Regions from separate parts of the Homo sapiens genome. Here region 2 is linked to region 1. A link is a loop called in an ENCODE intact Hi-C map of the cell type or tissue named here. Cell type or tissue: heart left ventricle. All regions are shown on one strand. Links, peaks and the distances in the headings refer to the core of each region. The heading gives the core; the rest is flanking DNA.

What was found. Hi-C counts contacts between places; a loop is a spot of excess contacts. Peaks named below come from ENCODE experiments on the same cell type or tissue, not always from the same donor. Only the 100,000 strongest peaks of a DNase experiment are listed, where the experiment ranks them.
Region 2: a loop joins it to region 1, with 2.2 times the contacts of the local background. A loop is called at or near these places in 11 of 110 quality-filtered maps.

What each region holds. Positions count from the first base shown.
Region 1 is chr9:68,878,827-68,887,833 of GRCh38, reverse strand. All of the region lies in intron 6 of PIP5K1B (phosphatidylinositol-4-phosphate 5-kinase type 1 beta), which reads right to left. Among named protein-coding and RNA genes, the nearest start is that of PABIR1, 100 kb to the right of the region's middle. In heart left ventricle, for the core only: no CTCF peak of the experiment used is centred there; no DNase peak of the experiment used is centred there.
Region 2 is chr9:68,928,853-68,937,859 of GRCh38, reverse strand. PIP5K1B (phosphatidylinositol-4-phosphate 5-kinase type 1 beta) reads right to left here. Exons shown (of 16, transcript NM_003558.4): 13 at 2,815-2,970. It also overlaps the pseudogene RNU6-820P. Among named protein-coding and RNA genes, the nearest start is that of PRKACG, 81 kb to the left of the region's middle. RefSeq lists an enhancer at 4,630-5,829. In heart left ventricle, for the core only: no CTCF peak of the experiment used is centred there; no DNase peak of the experiment used is centred there; H3K27ac peaks cover 747 bases.

The sequences.
Region 1 (9,007 bases), core at 2,313-7,312:
TTATTCCCCAAACCAGAAACTAGGGCATCATCCTTGATTCCTCACATTTCCTCATCTTTCCTAACCAGACTGTTGATGCTGCCTGCCCGCCTCTGCCAACACCCTTAGTTCAAAGGTTTCATCATTTCATGCCTGGATTGTTATGGCAAGCTTCTGGTCTTAATTGTCCACTCTCATCCCCTCTAGTACATTCACCAGGAAACTAGGCATCTTTCTAAAATGCAAATCTCTTCATGTTTTTCTGGGCTTTCACATCTTTTGCAGAAAGACAAACATTGCATGTTCTCACTTATTTGTGAGATCTAAAAATCAATGGTTCTTAACAGAGCTTCCAAGGCCATGAATGACCCAGCCTCCTCCCCAGCCTTCTCTCTCATGACTTCCTCCTTCAACTTTAGCTCTAGCCACAGAGACTAACTTCTCATGTTCTTAAAAGTGCTGCATACTCTCAACAGCCAGGCTTTTGTGTTTTCCTGTGCCTGCGACAACCTCCCTTCTACTTTCACCTGCCTACCACTCATTGCTGTATTTAAAAAATAACTATTGAGCATCTGCTATGTCCCAGGCACTCATAAAGTTTATATCCCAGTAGGAGGAAACAGACAGTAAACAAGTAAATACATTACACATCAGAAAGTGGTAAGTGCAGTGGAGAAAAAAATGGATCATGGAAAAAGCAGCAGAGAATACCAGCAAAGAGTGAGGAATGAGTTGCAGTAAATTCTAAATAGGGTGGTCACTGAAGGCCTCCTTGCAAAGGTGACATTGGAGCAGAGGTTGAGACCAGGCAGCAAGCCACATGGCTATCTGGGGAACGGGCACTTCAGGCAGAGGGAAGAGAAAATGCAAAGGCCTGAGATGTGGTGGGCTCAAGGCACAGCAGAGGCCAGTGGCTGTAGCAGAGAGGGCAAGGAGGAGCCCTGAAAGGGATGGAGCCAGAGAGGTCAAGGGGACAGACCACATCCAGTGCTATAGGCCACTGGAAGGACTTTGTTGTTTTCTCTAAGGGGGCCGAAAAGCCATTGGAGGGTCTGGAGCAGAGGACCACTCTGTTGGGTTAGGAAACCACCGTAGAAGGACAAGGGGAAGATGTAGGGAGCATAATTCATAGACTGTTGCCACAGCTTCAGCTTTCAGTGCCTGCTGAGGCAGCACTTGCTCTGGAAAACTCTTCCTGGTTCCGCGGATAAAAGATCAATTGCTTCCTGGCCCTGGATGTTCTCATCACAGAAGTCACCACAAAATCCTGCAATTGCCTGTTTCCTTTTCCTCGAGTTGCAGAGACTGTAAAACTCGGTGCAGCAGAAACTGTGACTATCTTACACTGTGATACAGTTCCAGGACCTGTGCCTTGGAACATGGTAGGTGCCTACATACATGGTTGGTACTCAAGAAATTTCCGTCAGATGGCTGAACTCCACCAATAATTGTATGGCTGTAAATGTCACCAAAAAATGCTAAAACCAGCAAAGAAGTCTGTTTTTGGTTTTATTAAGCTCAGTGTTTATTAATTAATAAGCTACATAATTGACTAGAGAAACACTGGGTGGCAGAGAAAAAGATAAGGAGGCCATGCAGGTGTGAGACAGACCCAGCCTAGCAGAAGCAGGGGCTTAAAGAACCACATCATCTTTAAATTTTTCTTTTTTTTTTTTCAGACGGAGTCTCGCTCTGACACCCAGGCTGGAGTGCAGTGGTACAATCTCGGCTCACTGCAAGCTCCGCCTCCCGGGTTCACACCCTTCTCCTGCCTCAGCCTCCCGAGTAGCTGGGATACAGGCGCCCACTACATGCCCAGCTAATTTTTTGTATTTTTAGTAGAGATGGGGTTTCACCGCATTAGCTAGGATGGTCTCGATCTCCTGACCTCATGATCCGCCGGCCTCGCCCTCCCAAAGTGCTGGGATTACAGGCGTGAGCCACCGCACCTGGCCAAATTTTTCTATTTTTAAATTTTCGATCGACAAATAATGATTTGTTTAATTTTAGTTTTTTTATTTCAATAGCTTTAGGGGTACAAGTGGTTTCTGATTACATGGATTAATTGTATAGTGGTGGAGCCTGGGATTTTAATGCACCCATCACCTGAGTAGTGGACATTGTACCCAATAGGCAGTTTGTCATTCCCCATCCCCTGCCCACCCTCCCTCTTCTAAGTCTTCAATGTCCATTATACCACTCTGCATGCCTTTGCATACCCATAGCTTAGCTCCCACTTAGAAGTGAGAACATGCAGTATTTGTTTTTCTATGAGATATAATAATTGTATATATGTATTGGGTATGTGATGTTTTGATCATGAATACATTGTAGAATGGCTAACAAATCAGGATGGCTAACATATCCATCACCATACACACTTCCTTGTGGTGAGAATATTTAAAATCCACTTTTTAAATTAATTTAGAAAGATATACATTAACTGTGTTCACCTCGCTGTACAATGGATCACCAGAGCTGATTTGTTCCATCCAGCAGACTTCATATCCATTCGCCAACATTTTCCCTATTCTCTATCCACCCACTACCACCTCAGCCTCTAGTAATCATCATTCTCCTCTACTTCAATGAGTTCGATTTTTCTAGATTCCACAAGTAAGTGAGATCATGTGATATTTATCTTTCTGTGCCTGGCTCCTTTCAGTTAGCACATTGTTCTCTATGATCATCCATGCTGTTCTAAATGACAGAATTTTGTTGTTTTTAAAGGCTGAACAGTATTCCATTGTGTATATACATCACATTAAAAAAATCCATTTGTCCTTTGATGGGCATTTATGTTGCTTCCATCTTTCCCATTTTGAATAATGCTGCAGTGGACATGGGAGTGCAGACATCTCTTCGCCATACTGATTTCCGTTGCTTTGGATAGATACCCAGTGGTGGGGTTGTTGGATCATATGGTAGCTCTATTTTTAGCTATTTGAGGAACCTCCCTACTGTTTTCCAAAATGGTTGTATGAATTTACATTCCCACCAACAGTATACAAGAGTTCCCTTTGCTCCACATCCTCACCAAACACTTGTTATCTTTTATCTTTTTTGATAACAGCCATTCTAACAGGTATGAGGTGATATTTCATTGTGGTTTTCTCTCATGATTAAGAATGTTGACCATTTTTTAATGTATCTACTGGCCATCTGTATGTCTTTTTTTTTTTTTTTTTTAAAGACAAGGTCCTGCTCTGCCACCCAGGCTAAAGTGCAGTGGGCTGATCACAGCTTATTGTAGCCTCGACCTCCCCAGGCTCTGGTGATCCTCTCACCTCAGCCTCCTGAGTAGCTGGGACCACAGGAACGTGCCACCATGCCCGAATAATTTTTTTGTGTTTTTGTAGAGATGGGTTTTTGCCATGTTGCCCAGCCTAGTCTCAAACTTCTGGGCTAAGCAATCCACCTGCTACAGCCTTCCAAAGTGCTGGGACTACAGGGGTGAGCCACCATGCTTGGCCTGTGTATCTTTTTTTTTTTTTTTTTGAGGAATGTATAGTTAGGTCCTTTGCTCATTTTTAAATAGGGTTATTAGTTTTCTTGTTATTGAGTAGTTTGAGTTCCTTATTTATTTTGGATATCAACCCTTTACCTGATGCGTTATTTGCAAATATTTTTACCCAATCTGTAGATTGTCTCTTCACTCTGTTGTTTCCTTTGTAGTGCAGAAGCTTTTTAGTTTGATGCAACCCTTTTGATCTATTTTTACTTTTTTGCCTGTGCTTTTGGGGTTGCATTCAGGAAATCACTGCCTAAATCAATACTGCGCAATTTTCCCCTATGTGTTCTTCTAGTAGTTTTACAGTTTCTGGCCTTCCATTTAAGACTTTAATCCATTTTGAGATGATTCTTGTTTATGATGTGAGGTAAGGGTCCAATTTCATTCTTCTGAATATGGATGGCCAGTTTTCCCAACATCATTTCTTAAAGAGACTATCCTTTCCCCATTGTGTGTGGTTGCCACTTCTGTCAAAAGTCTATTGACTATAGGGTGTGTGTGTGTGTGTGTGTGTGTGTTTATTTCTGGGCTCTCTATCCTATTTGGTCAATGTGTCTGTTTTTATACTAGTACCATGCTGTTTTGATACTACAGCTCTGTAATATAAACAGCCATATCTTGAGGATGTAGGCATCTGAAAAAACATCAAGGCTAAAAATCCCACAATTTTTGTTCTGAGCTTGTGAATATTTAAGTCCCTATCATAGAAAAACCTGAAAGGAGGGAGACTGAAAGAAAAAGGGAGAGGAGGGAGAGAGAAACTAGCAGAAACATGATTAAAAGGTAGCTTCTAGATACATCTTTTACATTATTTTGCTTTGAAAATACTGAGGATAAAGGAAACAAAATTATCCCAGAAAAGAAAGAAGCAAGTGTCTGCTGGCTTCCTAAGTCATTGGCAACTTTGATCGTCCACTTCCCCTTCTTTCTGTTAGCCTTGCTTCTTGACAATCTCTTGCTAAACAGCATTAGAGCCTAAGCCTACAGATGAGTTGAGGATAAGTTAGGAAAACAAAAATAGCTATCAGACTGCAGACAGGACACCATAAAAACCGAGAGGAATCAGAGAGCACTTGCCCAGCCATGTGTGCAGACAAAGTGTCCTTGTGGAAGAGCGATTTGTGAAAAGGGCGTGAGATTTGTATCAGTTGCTAGTTATGTGATTCTGAGTAAGGAATTTAGCATCTTGGAGTTTTAGAAGTTTCATTTCTAAAATAAAGGTAATAATATCTACTGGAAAGTCACTGGAAGTTTTTAAAGTGAATGCTTTTGAAAACCCTGGCAAAGAGTGACCATGTATTGCTGTTGTTAATTTTATGACATGATCACACACAGGTGAGAGAAGCACACGGCCTACAATATACTCATTCCACAGGCAGGTAAGGAAGAGCTGATACCACCCTAGGATACACTGAGGTTCTCAGCCTACTGCCCATGACTTCAGGGTGATCCAAAGAGACACTAAAACATTCTGAGTGAAGCAAGAAAATGTTGGGTTTCTCATTTACTCACGAATTTGGGACCCTGGAATATAAAGGTGTGGACTCCAAGCTCTCATAAAAAGTAAAGGCAGACCCTAGACTCTCTTTAGGAATTTGGATTCTTTGTTCCATGGCATTTGAATTCCTGACACAGAACTTCCTTATGGGTAGGAGTTTATGTTGTGAAAATATGAAAACAACAAAGGATGCAGAAATTAGAGGTTGCAAATTGAGAAATTAGGGGGTGATCCGGAAAGAGGTGTCTAGAAAAAACTGGATTCAGACCTGAACATCTGCTCCCAATTAAAGTCTCCAATTCTTCTATAAGCAGTGACATTAAAAAAAAATGCAGTGACATAATATGAAGACTATTTCATTGGTTACTACATTGTCAAATATTCTTTTATTATGTCATTTATACATAACACGAATGAAATAATAAATTGTTTTGATCCACTTTAATAACCCTTTGGGGGCTATTCATAGACTAGCATCAATGTGCAATAAACTGTGATTATGATACTGAACAGGAGTATCACCATTATGCTGTAGAATTCTATGGTTTCTCACTCTACAACTTGGTTACCACATTCTCTTCTAAGCCACCTTCTTTGCAACATTGCCTCTTAAGAGCAAATGAAGAGGAGAGATGGGAACATTTTAATTAGTCATGATCAAAAGCCCCCATGTGTGCTCCTGGGTTTTATGCACCTTCCAGGCACTTGTCATCTGTGCAAGCTGTTCTAATGTATTCATGCTCTTGCTTCTATTTCCTGCAGGGTCTCCCTGCTATATTCACTGGAGAAAAAGAAAAAGCAGAGCACAACCCAGCTGGGCCCTGCCAGTGTAAATTAACAATGTAAACTTGCCCCATGTGGTGGAGATAATTTTATGTGCCATTTCTTCCCCCGATAGTATGAAATATTCACTCTGCTCTCTTTCTTATTGGCGCAGGTGAGCCTGAAAAGACTCATATAAGTTCTACTGGATTTTTGAATATCCAGGCACATGATGGAGAAGGAAAGAACCCATAGCTGGTTGCCCAAGCAGAGATGGGAATGCTCTGGGGCCCTTTGGCTTTGCCTTGGGAGGTGTTTGTCTAGGAATAAGGAAGAAGGAAAGTTTGCACTGCTGTATGTACAGAAGCCCCTTCACCATACTGTCTCACAATCCAAATTATGCATGTTTCAACATGAAACTTGTAATCAGCATGCACAGGGTGAATTTTAATGGGATGGAGGGCATAAACAGAGTAATTCAGGCAGGAATCCAGATGCAACAGCAAAAAGCTAAGTAGAAATACACACATATCGCAGGTATTCAATATCACACCTAAGTATGGAGTTACCAATGGCTAGAGATTGTTCCCACACCTCCAACTTAACTCACTGTATCTTACAAGTGTGGGTTTGAGTAGCCCCAGTTTGACAGCCACCACGATGCACTTTGTGATTGGCACTGTATCCTTTGTTTCTTCACAGGGTTTTTCAAGCAATGTCTTATTTCCTATTTCTGTGCTTTCCTTTAGCTAAACTCTTCCACAATGTGTTTTGTTAAAGGTGTTTGACTTCTTTCAGCTGTATTCTTCAGAATGGACAATCACAGGTCAATGGGCTAGGAAGAGGCTAGTTTGAGTACATATTTGGTAAGAGGTCTGTGATTCTCATCAAATATGGAAAGCATGAGGCCAGCTGGTGAAGGGTCTTCAAGCTCTTGGGGAAGGATGGGGAGACCACTGTTTGGTCTAGGCTCTGCCCCCACCAATGTGTGTAACCTTGGGCATCTCCCTTTGCTGATCCCAGCTTCAGATTCCTCATCTGTAAAATGAAGGATTGAGCTAAAAAGTCGCTGAAGGTTATTATACCTGACACTCAAGCATGCTGTGTCATGCAAACGACCCTTTCCTCATCTATCACACTCCAGATCATTAGGTGCAGTCCCAGATAGAGCGGTTTGGAGGTGAGCTTCCAGAGACTCCAAAGTTTGTTGGGGAGCTGCCTCAGTCCTGTGCTGCAGGTGTCCCCAGTGCAGGCACAGGTGGGTGGCAGCAGCTGTTGGGGACCAGGTAGTTATGTTTAGCTAAGGCCACTGCCTTTGTTCTGTTTCTTGCAAGCCCCAGAGATGTGTCTAGACACTGAACCATGTGTGTGGTGAATGAGGGAGGTGGACAAATGGAATCAAACAAAAGCACACTTACATACCTGGCTCTATCTTTCCCTCTATTTTGTGTGTGTGTGTGTGTATGCGTGTGTGTGTGTGTGTGTGTGTGTATGCGTGTGTGTGTGTGTGTGTGTGTGTGTGTGTGTTTCAGATGCAGTCTTGCTCTGCCGCCCAGGCTGGAGTGCAGTGGTACAATCTTAACTCACTGCAACCTTTGCCTCCGGGGTACAAGTGATTCTCCTGCCTCAGCCTACCAAGTAGCTGGGACTACAGGCTCATGCCACCGTGCCCAGCTAACGTTTTTGTATTTTTGGTAGAGACGGGATTTTGCCATGTTGGCCAGGCTGGTCTTGAACTCCTGACCTCAGGTGATCCACCCACCTTGGCCTCCCTAAGTGCTGGGATTACAGGCGTGAGCCACCACAGTTGGCCTCTCTCTACCTTTTAAGTTATATTTACGTACATAAAAGCGAAAAGAATTGTGAAATTAACACTCATGTATCTATCTTCCAGCGTCAACTCATGGACAACTCATTCATGATCAATCAATGATCAACTCATGGCCAATCTTGTTTCTTCTAGACCTCCAACCACTCTGCTGCCCTACTTCCCTCAGATTTTTCTTTTTGTAGGGGGGCATTCAATTTAACAGTTATAGTGAGATGTAAGTCAGATAGCATTCAATTCACCCGTTTAGAGTACACAATCCTTCCGATTAATTTTTGAATTGATAAATAAAATTGTATACTTTTATGGTATACAACATGATGTTTTGATACATGTATACATTGTGGAATGGCTCAATTAAGCTAATTAACATATTATTTACCTCACATATTCATCACTTTATTTGTGGTGGGAACTTTTTCTTTTTTAAAAAAATGATATATAATAGTTATACATATTTTAGAGGTACATGTGATATTTTGATACCTATACACAATGTGTAATGATCAAATAAGAGTAATTGGGATATCCATCACCTCAAGCATTTATCTTTAAAATCTACTCTCTTAGCAATTTTCAAGTATATATTATTATTACCTATAGTCACCATGTAGAATAGATCTCCTGTATTTATTCCTCCTCTCTAATTCAAATTTTGTTTTTTATTTATTTTTATTTTTATTTTTTTGAGATGGAGTCTTGCTCTGTCACCCAGGCTGGAGTACAGAGGTCCGAACTTGGCTCACTGCAACCTCTGCCTTCCAGGTTCAAGTGATTCTCCTGCCTCAGCCTCCCGAGTAGCTGGGATTACAGGCATGTGCCACCACGCCCATCTAATTTTTGTATTTTTAGTAGAGACGGGGTTTCACCATGTTGGCTAGGCTGGTCTCAAACTCCTGACCTCAAGTGATCTTCCCACCTCGGCCTCCTGAGGTGCTGGGATTACAGGCATGAGCCACCGTGCCTGGCTGTCTAATTCACATTTTGTATGCTTTGACCAACTCCTCAGATACTATTGAAGTACATCCCAGATATCAAACCATTTCATCCATAGATATTTCAGTATATCTTCTAAAAGACAAGGATTCTCCTTTTAAAATAGAACCATGATATTATTATCCCACAAAAAAGTTATTTCTCAACACCATCAAATATCTTGTCAATCTTTATATTTCCTTAGTTTCCTATAATTTAGAAGCTTGTTTATTTGAGTTGCCTGGACCTATCTCTTAATAATGTTAATAATGTTCCTGATAAAAACTCTCCCCTCCAGCCATATTGGTCCACTAAATGTCCTTTCGAAAACTGAACACATCCACATCTCTGATTCTACAGTGCCCCTTCCAACCCTTCACCCCCTGAGCATCCATCTCTTTTCTACCTTTTAAAATCCCTCGTAGTTTTTAAGGCATGGTTAAAACCACATCAT
Region 2 (9,007 bases), core at 2,433-7,432, 50 kb before region 1:
TAAATAACAAAATGAAGGCAGAAATAAAGATGTTCTTTGAAACCATGAGAATGAAGACAACGTACCAGAGTCTCTGGGACACATGTAAAGCAGTGTGTAGAGGGAAATTTATAGCACTAAATGCCCACAAGAGAAAGCAGGAAAGACCTGAAATTGACACCATAACATCAAAATTACAAGAACTAGAGAAGCAACAGCAAACAAATTCAAAATCTAGCGGAAGACAAGAAATAACTAAGATCAGAGCAGAACTGAAGGAGATAGATACACAAAAAACCCTTCAAAAAAATCAATGCATCCAGGAGCTGGTTTTTTGAAAAGATCAACAAAATAGATAGACCTCTAGCCAGACTAATAAAGAAGAAAAGAGAGAAGAATCAAATGGATGCAATAAAAAATGATATAGGGGATATCACCACTGATCCCACAGAAATACAAACTACCATCAGAGAATACTATGAACATTTCTGTGCAAATACACTAGAAAATCTAGAAGGAAGGGATAAATTCTTTGGACCCTCCCAAGTCTAAACCAGGAAGAAGTCGAATCCCTGAATAAACCAACAACAAGTTCTGAAATTGAGGCAGTAATTAATAGGCTACCAACCAGAAAAAGTCCAGGACCAGACAGATTCACAGCTGAATTCTACCAGAGGTACAAAGAAGAGCTGATACCATTTCTTCTGAAACTATTCCAAACAATAGAAAAAGGGGGAATCCTCCCTAACTCATTTTATGAGGCCAGCATCACCCTGATACCAAAATCTGGCAGAGACACAGCAAAAAAAGAAAATTTCAGGCCAATATCTCTGATGAACATTGATGCCAAAATCCTCAATGAAATACTGGCAAACCGAATCTAGCGGCACATCAAAAAGCTTATCCACCATGATCAAGTCGGCTTCATCCCTGGGATGCAAGGCTGGTTCAACATATGCAAATCAATAAACTAATATAATTTTAAAATAAGTTTATCCTATTTCCCAGACTACAGGCACCTGCAGTTTTGCATGTGCTATCAGAAAATCAGGTAGTATAGTGTGGGAGATGCCAGTGCAGGGGAGCTTAGGAGAAAGGGATGAATGTCTGCTAGGAATTGGAGACACCAATTCGGAGAGGATCAAGGGCACCTCTGTAACTCTCTTGCTGAAATCATTAACTCCAGGTAAAAGTTGGTTTATGGGAAGATGAGAAAGAAAGAAACCAAACAGCACATATGGATAAGTGCTGCTGAAGAAGGAATAGAAATAACACCACATCTTAAAGACTCTGAGGAAAAGAAAACCCCTAGAAGAGGTCTTAACTTCTGTAGAAAGTAGAAGACATTTTCAGGAAATGCTGAGATTCTCCAAAGAATATACTAATAGAAAAATCTAAAATGTCATTCTCCCATATTTGATTAGAAGGGAAAAAACAAATGATTAACTTGGCAGATAAAGTATTTGATAAAATTCAGTACTCCTTCCTGATTAATTAAAAAAAAAACTTTTAGCAAAGTAGGAATAAAAAAAGGAACTTCCTTGACTTGATTATGGGTATCAAATACAGCAAACTTCTTTTTCAACAGTGAAACATTAGAAGTACTCCCTTTAAAATCAGGACAAAGCAAGGCTGTCTACAATCACCACTTCTATTTATCATTGTACAAGAAGTCCTAACCAGCAAGTTAAGAAAGAAAAAAAGACAAAAAGGGTGTGAAGTCTATGCAATAGCAACAAATGGCCAGAAAACTCAATTCTTAAAAAAGATACTGTTTTTAAAAATCCAGAAAAAAATCTATATCAATATCTCTGCATTTATCCAAGAAATAAATCTAACAAAAGGTATATGTACAAGCCACACAAGAAAAATATTATAAAACTTTATTGAAATTCATTAAAGCGCTCACTTTGGCAGCACATATACTAAAATTGGAACGATACAGAGAAGATTAGCATGGCCCCTGTGCAAGGATGACATGCAAATTTGTGAAACGTTCCATATTTTTCCTTTCTGCCTCTTTTCTTTCCTTCTCTTGGTACCTGCTCATGGTTATGAAGCTTTCAAAGTAAAGAACGTGTAGTACCTCCTGAGTATTACCAGTGGGTACCAAAAAATAAATCATTAAAGAAGACCTAAATGAAGAGACAACTTATTGTTACATTGAGTGTATGTGTGTGTATGTGTACTCGTGCATATGTGTATGTGTACATGTACAGAATAAGGTCTAGAAGTAAAAGCAACAAAATGTTAGTATTTGTTACCATCAGGTAGTGGAAGCAGACATTTTTCTTTTTGAATTAGTATTGTCTAATTTTTATCGTAAACCATAAATTGTATTTTTTATGTGGTAGTTAAAATGTGCATGAACTGCATCTTACTGTAGCTATCCTATTTATTTATTTATTTATTTGGGACAGAGTCTTGCTCTGTTGCCCAGGCTGGAATGCAATGGTGCAATCTCAGCTCATTGCAGCCTCCGCCTCCTGGGTTCAAGTGATTCTCATGCCTCAGCTTCCCAAGTAGCTGGGATTACAGGCGCCCGCTATCACGCCTGACTAATTTTTTGTATTTTCAGTAGAGACAGGGTTTCGCCATGTTGGCCAGGCTGGTTTCGAACTCCTGACCTCAAGTGATCCACCCACCTAGGCCTCCCAAAGTGTAAGGATTACAGGCATGAGCCACTGCGCCCGGCCACTGCAGCTATCCTTTAAAAACTTAATTAATATATTTTATTTCTTAGAGCAGGTATTTTTAAATTTTTCTTCTGCAAATTTACTTGTATAAATAAATCACAAGAACGTTTGTCTTTTTAAAAAAGTTACATATCTTTACCTTCTTCATCAAGGCTGCTAAAACTTTGTCCTTCAGTCAGCAAATCCCGCTTCTCATCCTTCCATTCCTGGCTAATTGAGGACACAATCTCCTGTGAAGTGGCCTTTAGGGCGGCGATTGAATTGCACCGTTTCTTAGACGGTGAAGCCTTCAAAGCTAGACAGAAAGGAAAAGGACAAATACAGATATTTACTGTAAAATCACATTACTATTTTATTTAAAAGTGAATATTTTATTATTTATTAACATTTTAGTTATTATTTGAATAGAAGACAAGACGCTTATTTTATATATATGGAAAGGGAGATGAACTTGTTTCATCTGATGAATACGATGAATTGGCTATATTATTTGTCCAAAATGACTTGACTTAAATCAGAATTTCCTAGAGCAAATTAAAAGTTAAAATTTCTCTCCAGATTTTGCAATAAAGTCTTACTTGAGGTAAAATTCAAATGTTTTATTGCTAAAGAATCATTCCCCCCTCTCCAAACAATGTTTTTCTAGTGCTGGGAGGAGGATGGGTGAGTTGATAAGCACAGATGGTAAAGTATAGAGAATTCTCACGACCCTGGTTTTATTAACTTGGGACTGGGAATTTCTAAACATGCCAATGTTTAATCTTCTACTCATGTTGCCCAATTTAGCCAAGTTACTTCTGGTTGCTTTTTTCTTTCTGTGACTTTCCACTGACATTTCCTACCCTTTAGCTCTTTTCTAGGTCATGGTTTTATGTCAGACGTATAATTCACTTCCAATCTTTGTCTAAACAGCAGTCTACAACTTCAGAAGTGTGTTGGGAACCTGAACTAATGAAAATGTACTTCACCATCAATCATGCTTGCTGAAGCCTGGGACTTCATGGAGGACACGTCCATGGAAGCTGCTTAAGCGGCAGCAAGGCCATCCTTATTTACATTCACTATTTGCTGCAATAATTCTTCTTGGCTTAATATTGCTTGAGAATTTCCTTGGAGGGAGGGGGAGAGGGAAGTTGAGGCCTCTTTATGTTTTCCCCTGAATATGTTTTTGGCAGTGTCTCTCTTCCTTTAGAAGTTTGCATAAAGGGGTAGCCTGATAGTAAGTGTATTAGAGTAATTGTGTTTAGCCTTGGGAATCTCAGAGCTTAGATTACACAGCTCATCTGGGGCCTTCCCAGAGGCTGCTTGCAAGAACTTAATTGGAGAAGGACTTTGGGACACACAAATGAGAGAAGAATGGAGGACAATCTCTCCACTTAAAGAGAAGGGAAGGTTTATTTGTCCCTCGAGCAGTCTTAGAATCATAATAATATCATCATCCTAATAAATAACATTTGTGGAGGGCTTTAGAGTCTGGAATCCAACATTCACATTGCATATCTCAAACCATCCACATGTATGAGGAAGAGGAAGGCCCTTTTTTAGGCCCAGAAACTGAGAATAGAAAGATTGTGGCTTGCTCAGGGTCACAGAACTAGCAAGCATGAATTTCAGGTGTCTTTCTTTTCTTAAGTTGCTTTCTAGGTGGTTCATTTTCTAGTTCTTTAGCATTCTGTTTTCTGGTTAAACTGAGGGGAGAAAAAGATAAACCTTGAATTTGTTTTTCTTTGAGGGGAAGAAATTTTTGAATGTTTAAAAAATAAGTTATGTTTACCTTAATTCTCCACTCTCTCAAACAGTGGTTACACTTGTTTTACAAGGAAGAAGCCATTATTGTCACACTGGCCTCTGCCTTAACATTCTATCTGCTAACTTTTATTTATTTTATTTTATTTTATTTTTCTTTAAGTTCTGGGATACATGTGCTGAACATGCAGGTTTGTTACATAGGTATACATGTGCCAAGGTGGTTTGCTACACCTATCAACCTATCATCTCTATCTGCTAACTTTTATAGACCTTCAATAAACTCCTGTCTTTCAATATAGTATTTTAAAACTGCTTCTTCTTCTTTTTTTTTTTTTTGAGACGGAGTTTTGCTCTTGTTGCCCAGGCTGGAGAGAATGGCGCAATCTCGGCTCACTGCAACCTCCGCCTCCCAGGTTCAAGCAATTCTCCTGCCTCAGCTTCCTGAGTAGCTGGGATTACAGGCATGCGCCACCATGCCTGGCTAATTTTGTATTTTTAGTAGAGACGGGGTTTCTCCATGTTGGTCAGGCTGGTTTCGAACTCCTGACCTCAGGTGATCTGCCTGCCTTGGCCTCCCAAAGTGCTAGGATTACAGGCATGAGCCACTGTGCCCAGCTGTATTTTAAAACTTCTAAATCAGAGGATCTCAGATGTGGGGTGGAAACTAAGGGGTCTCTGAGACCCTTTCAGAAGATCTGTGATGTTAAAATTATTTTCATCATCATCATAAGACATTATTTGCCTTTTTCACTTTCATTCTCTCATATGTGTAGAGTTTTCTAGATGTTACATGACCTGTGATGTCACCACATATTGAATTCAGAAGCAGATGTGAGACTCCAACTTATCTTCTATTAAGCCAGACGTTAAGGATTTCAAACAAAAAGGTAAAACAATTCCACTTTTCTCACTAAATTATTTGTGGAAAATATAATTATATTTTGTAATTATTTATGTTAAAAATTGACTGATGTTAACACGCAATTTTTTTTGTTAACTGGTAAGAATTAATAAATATTTTTAAATTTTTCTCAATTTTAATTTCTAATATGTGAAATATAGATAGCTATCACCCACATAAATAAAAGCTCTTTGGTGTCCTCAATAATTTTTAAGGGTGTAATGTGGCCCTGAGACCAAAAGGTTTGAGAACTGCTTTTCTACATCATAGTTCTTAGGTCAATGTTATTTCTCTAAACGAAGAAACAGCAATGATCAAAAGGTTTTCGGCAGTACCAAGGAAATGCGATCAGGGTGAGAGCCGTGTAATGAGGAAAAGATACTCAGGAGACCTATACTCATGGCATTTCATGGAGTGAGGGCCAAAAGACTGGAAAAAGAAGTAACTCTTTGTTCTTTATCAGCATCACGTATAATGAGGAGCAGAGAAGACCGGAAAACAAACCTCTGCCAAGACCACATAGCACCACAACAAAGAGTTCACTTTTGTCTCAAGTGGTGAGTTTCTTCCTTAAAGGAATGATCTCACTCAGCAGATAAGAGCTTGGATTTTGCAGAAATTTAATTCTCAGGATCTCTTTTGACTGGGTAACATTGAGAGCTGGTTTGGGTGGCTGGTTGCTTCCTTTTGTGTGGCAGAAACGCCTAGATTTGTCTTTGGCTCAACCATGGCTGGCAGTAGGTATCCTGTGTCCATTTCTAGCCTTGCATTCTGCCACTCGACTGCCTCCATGTTCACTTTTCAGCTCACCCTTCTGCCATATTGGAACCTACCATGTTCATTCTGCCCTTAGGCCTTTGCACATGCTGTTCTTTCTCCTTGAGATGCCCTTCCTGTCTCTCTTCTTAATGAACTCTGGGTTACATTTTCAGGATTTAGTTGAAATATCTTTTTCTCTGTGAGCTCTCTTTTGGAAGAATTGGTCTTTTTTTCTCTTATTTCTCTCCGCGTACCCATAGTAGCATATGCAGAAATATTAGCAATTGTTTCATTACAGATCTGTCACATGTTTCAATCTCCGGCTCAAAAGAGACTATTAAATTATTGAGGGAGGAACTAATCAATATTTAAAAAGCTTTCTATATCATCAGTGCTTAGTGTAGTGCTAGATACATAATAGGTGCACGAGTGTTTGTTCATGAATGCATTATTGTTCTGAAGTTTTAGAACAGTTAATTTTCTCTAACAAATTAATTTAACTCTTATATTCTATTCAGGAAACTAAGCTTTAGTACTTTAGACAAATTATTCGTATGGAGAATTTCAGTGAAGTTTCAACATAATGGTGGCTAATATTTCCAGGAAATATTATAGGATTTTGTAGACATTATTACACCGGCAGCATGACTCACTTGTGGGTGGGATGAAGGGATTTAAAAAGGTTAAAAAACACTGACTTCAAAAAAGAAACTTGAAGACCAGGTACTATTTTCTTGGTGGGAGGGGAGTATGCCTTTAGGCATTAAGGGCTTTAAATTAACCATGGTTGATGGAACATCTTAAAGTTAACTCAAGTGTCTACTTTTCTAATAATTTAATTACCCTTTGAAATGGTGGTGTTAGATAAAAATTCCATTCATTCATTGCATTATTCATCAAATAACCATTGAGTGTCTACTGTGTGCCAGGAAATGTGTTAAGTGAAAGTTAAGGACTTTGGGCACCAGGGAATCCATGGACGTTTATTTCCTTTAGCATTATTATTATTATTATTATTAGCATGGAAGGGTTTTAACAGAAATCAGCAAGAGCAGATTTATATTTTAAACTGATTCCTCTAGCTGCAGTGTGTGTGTGTGGAAATTGGATTGAATGGGTACATGATGGGAGGCAAAGAGACCTGTTTGGGGCCACAACTTTATGCAAAAAAAAAAATAATAATAAAACCTGCAAACCAAAAAACACAGTGGCTGAATCAGGAGAGGTACTGTGAGAGAAGGGGCTGCAATCCTGATACTGCAGAGTGAGGACTGATAGGTGTTGCTGAGTAACTGCACGTGGGTGGTAAGCAGAAGGAAGGGGTCAAGGGATGATGGCAGCATTCTGGCTGGGTAATTGGGTGGATTGTGGTGGTCTTCCATAAGACGTGGACCCAGGTAGAGAGGCAGACTCTGGGGTGGTAAGTGGCTAAATTCAATTTTGGGCATGCTGAGCTTGTGGAATCTAGTGGATGCTTAAGTTTGGGGAGTGGACAGGCAAGGGGAATTGCTAGAAGTGTGGGGAGTAAGTTGCAAGTACACAGATGGTAACTGAACCCTTGGGAGAACAGGGAATTACCCAGAGTGCTGTATAAGAAGAGACCGAGTCAGAGCCTGGACCCTGAGGAGCAACCACAATAAGAGTAAGCAGGGATGAAAAGCTTCCAAAGGATACCAAGGAGGAGAAGAGAGGCTGGAAGGCAACCAGGGAAGTCCTGAGTTACGAAAGACAAGCGAAGAGCGTTATTTCACAGAGAACTGCTATCAGTGGTCTCACATGCTGGAGAGTTTTAAGAAGACTGAAAGAGGCTGGGTGCGGTGGCTCACACCTGTAATCCCAGCACTTTGGGAGGCCAAGGTGGGTGGATCACTTGAGGTCAGGAGTTCAAGACCAGCCTGGCCAACATGGCAAAACCCTGTCTCTACTAAAAATACAAACATTAGCTGGGTGTGGTGGCGCATGCCTGTGGTCCCAGTTACTCTGGAGGCTGAGGCAGGAGAATCACTTGAACCTGGGAGGCAGAGGTTGCAGTGAGCTGAGATAGTGCCACTGTACTCCAGCCTGGGCAACAGAGTGAGACTCCATCTCAAAAAAACAAAAACAAAAACAAAAACAAAAAAAACTGAAAGTTGTTCAATGGCTTGAGCAATGATTGTTGATTACTTCAAAAAGAACATTTTGGTAGAGTGGTGGGATCAAAAGCCACTGGAGAACACTGAATAGTGACAAGAAATAAAAAAAGTGAGACAGCAAGTACATCCAACTCTCATCTCCAATAGGGTGACAGTGAAGGAGGAAAAAGATACACCAGGAACTGAAGAGAGACAGATCGTTGAGGAGGTTTGTTTCTATGATATATGAGAATGAGCAGATAGAAGGATGAGGTGTGGAGCCAGAAGAGGGAGTGAATGGTTAAAATTACCCTGTAGTGGAGATAATCTCTACAGGGATCTGTCCTGGACCTTAAGGAGAAGATCGGACCCAGTATACATGGTATATTCATCCATTCAACAAATAAAAATTACAATATGTGCACCCTCCAAACCCACATGGCTTCATTAAGTGCTGGGGATACAGCAGTCACCTTACTTTTTTTTTTTTTTTTTTTTTTTAGATAGAGTCTTGCTCTGTCACCCAGGCTGGAGTGTAGTGGGGCATAATCTTGGCTCACTGCAACCTCTGCCTCCCAGGTTCAAGTGATTCTCCTGCCTCAGCCTCCCAAGTAGCTGGGATTACAGGCATGTGCCAGCACGTCTGGCTAATTTTTGTATTTTTAGTAGAGAAGGGGTTTCACCACGTTGGTCAGGCTGGTCTCGAACTCCTGACCTCGTGATCCGCCCACCCCGGCCTCCCAAAGTCTTGGGATTATAGGCGTGAGCCACCGTGCCCAGCTAGCTTACATTTAAATAAAGGGGACAGGCAT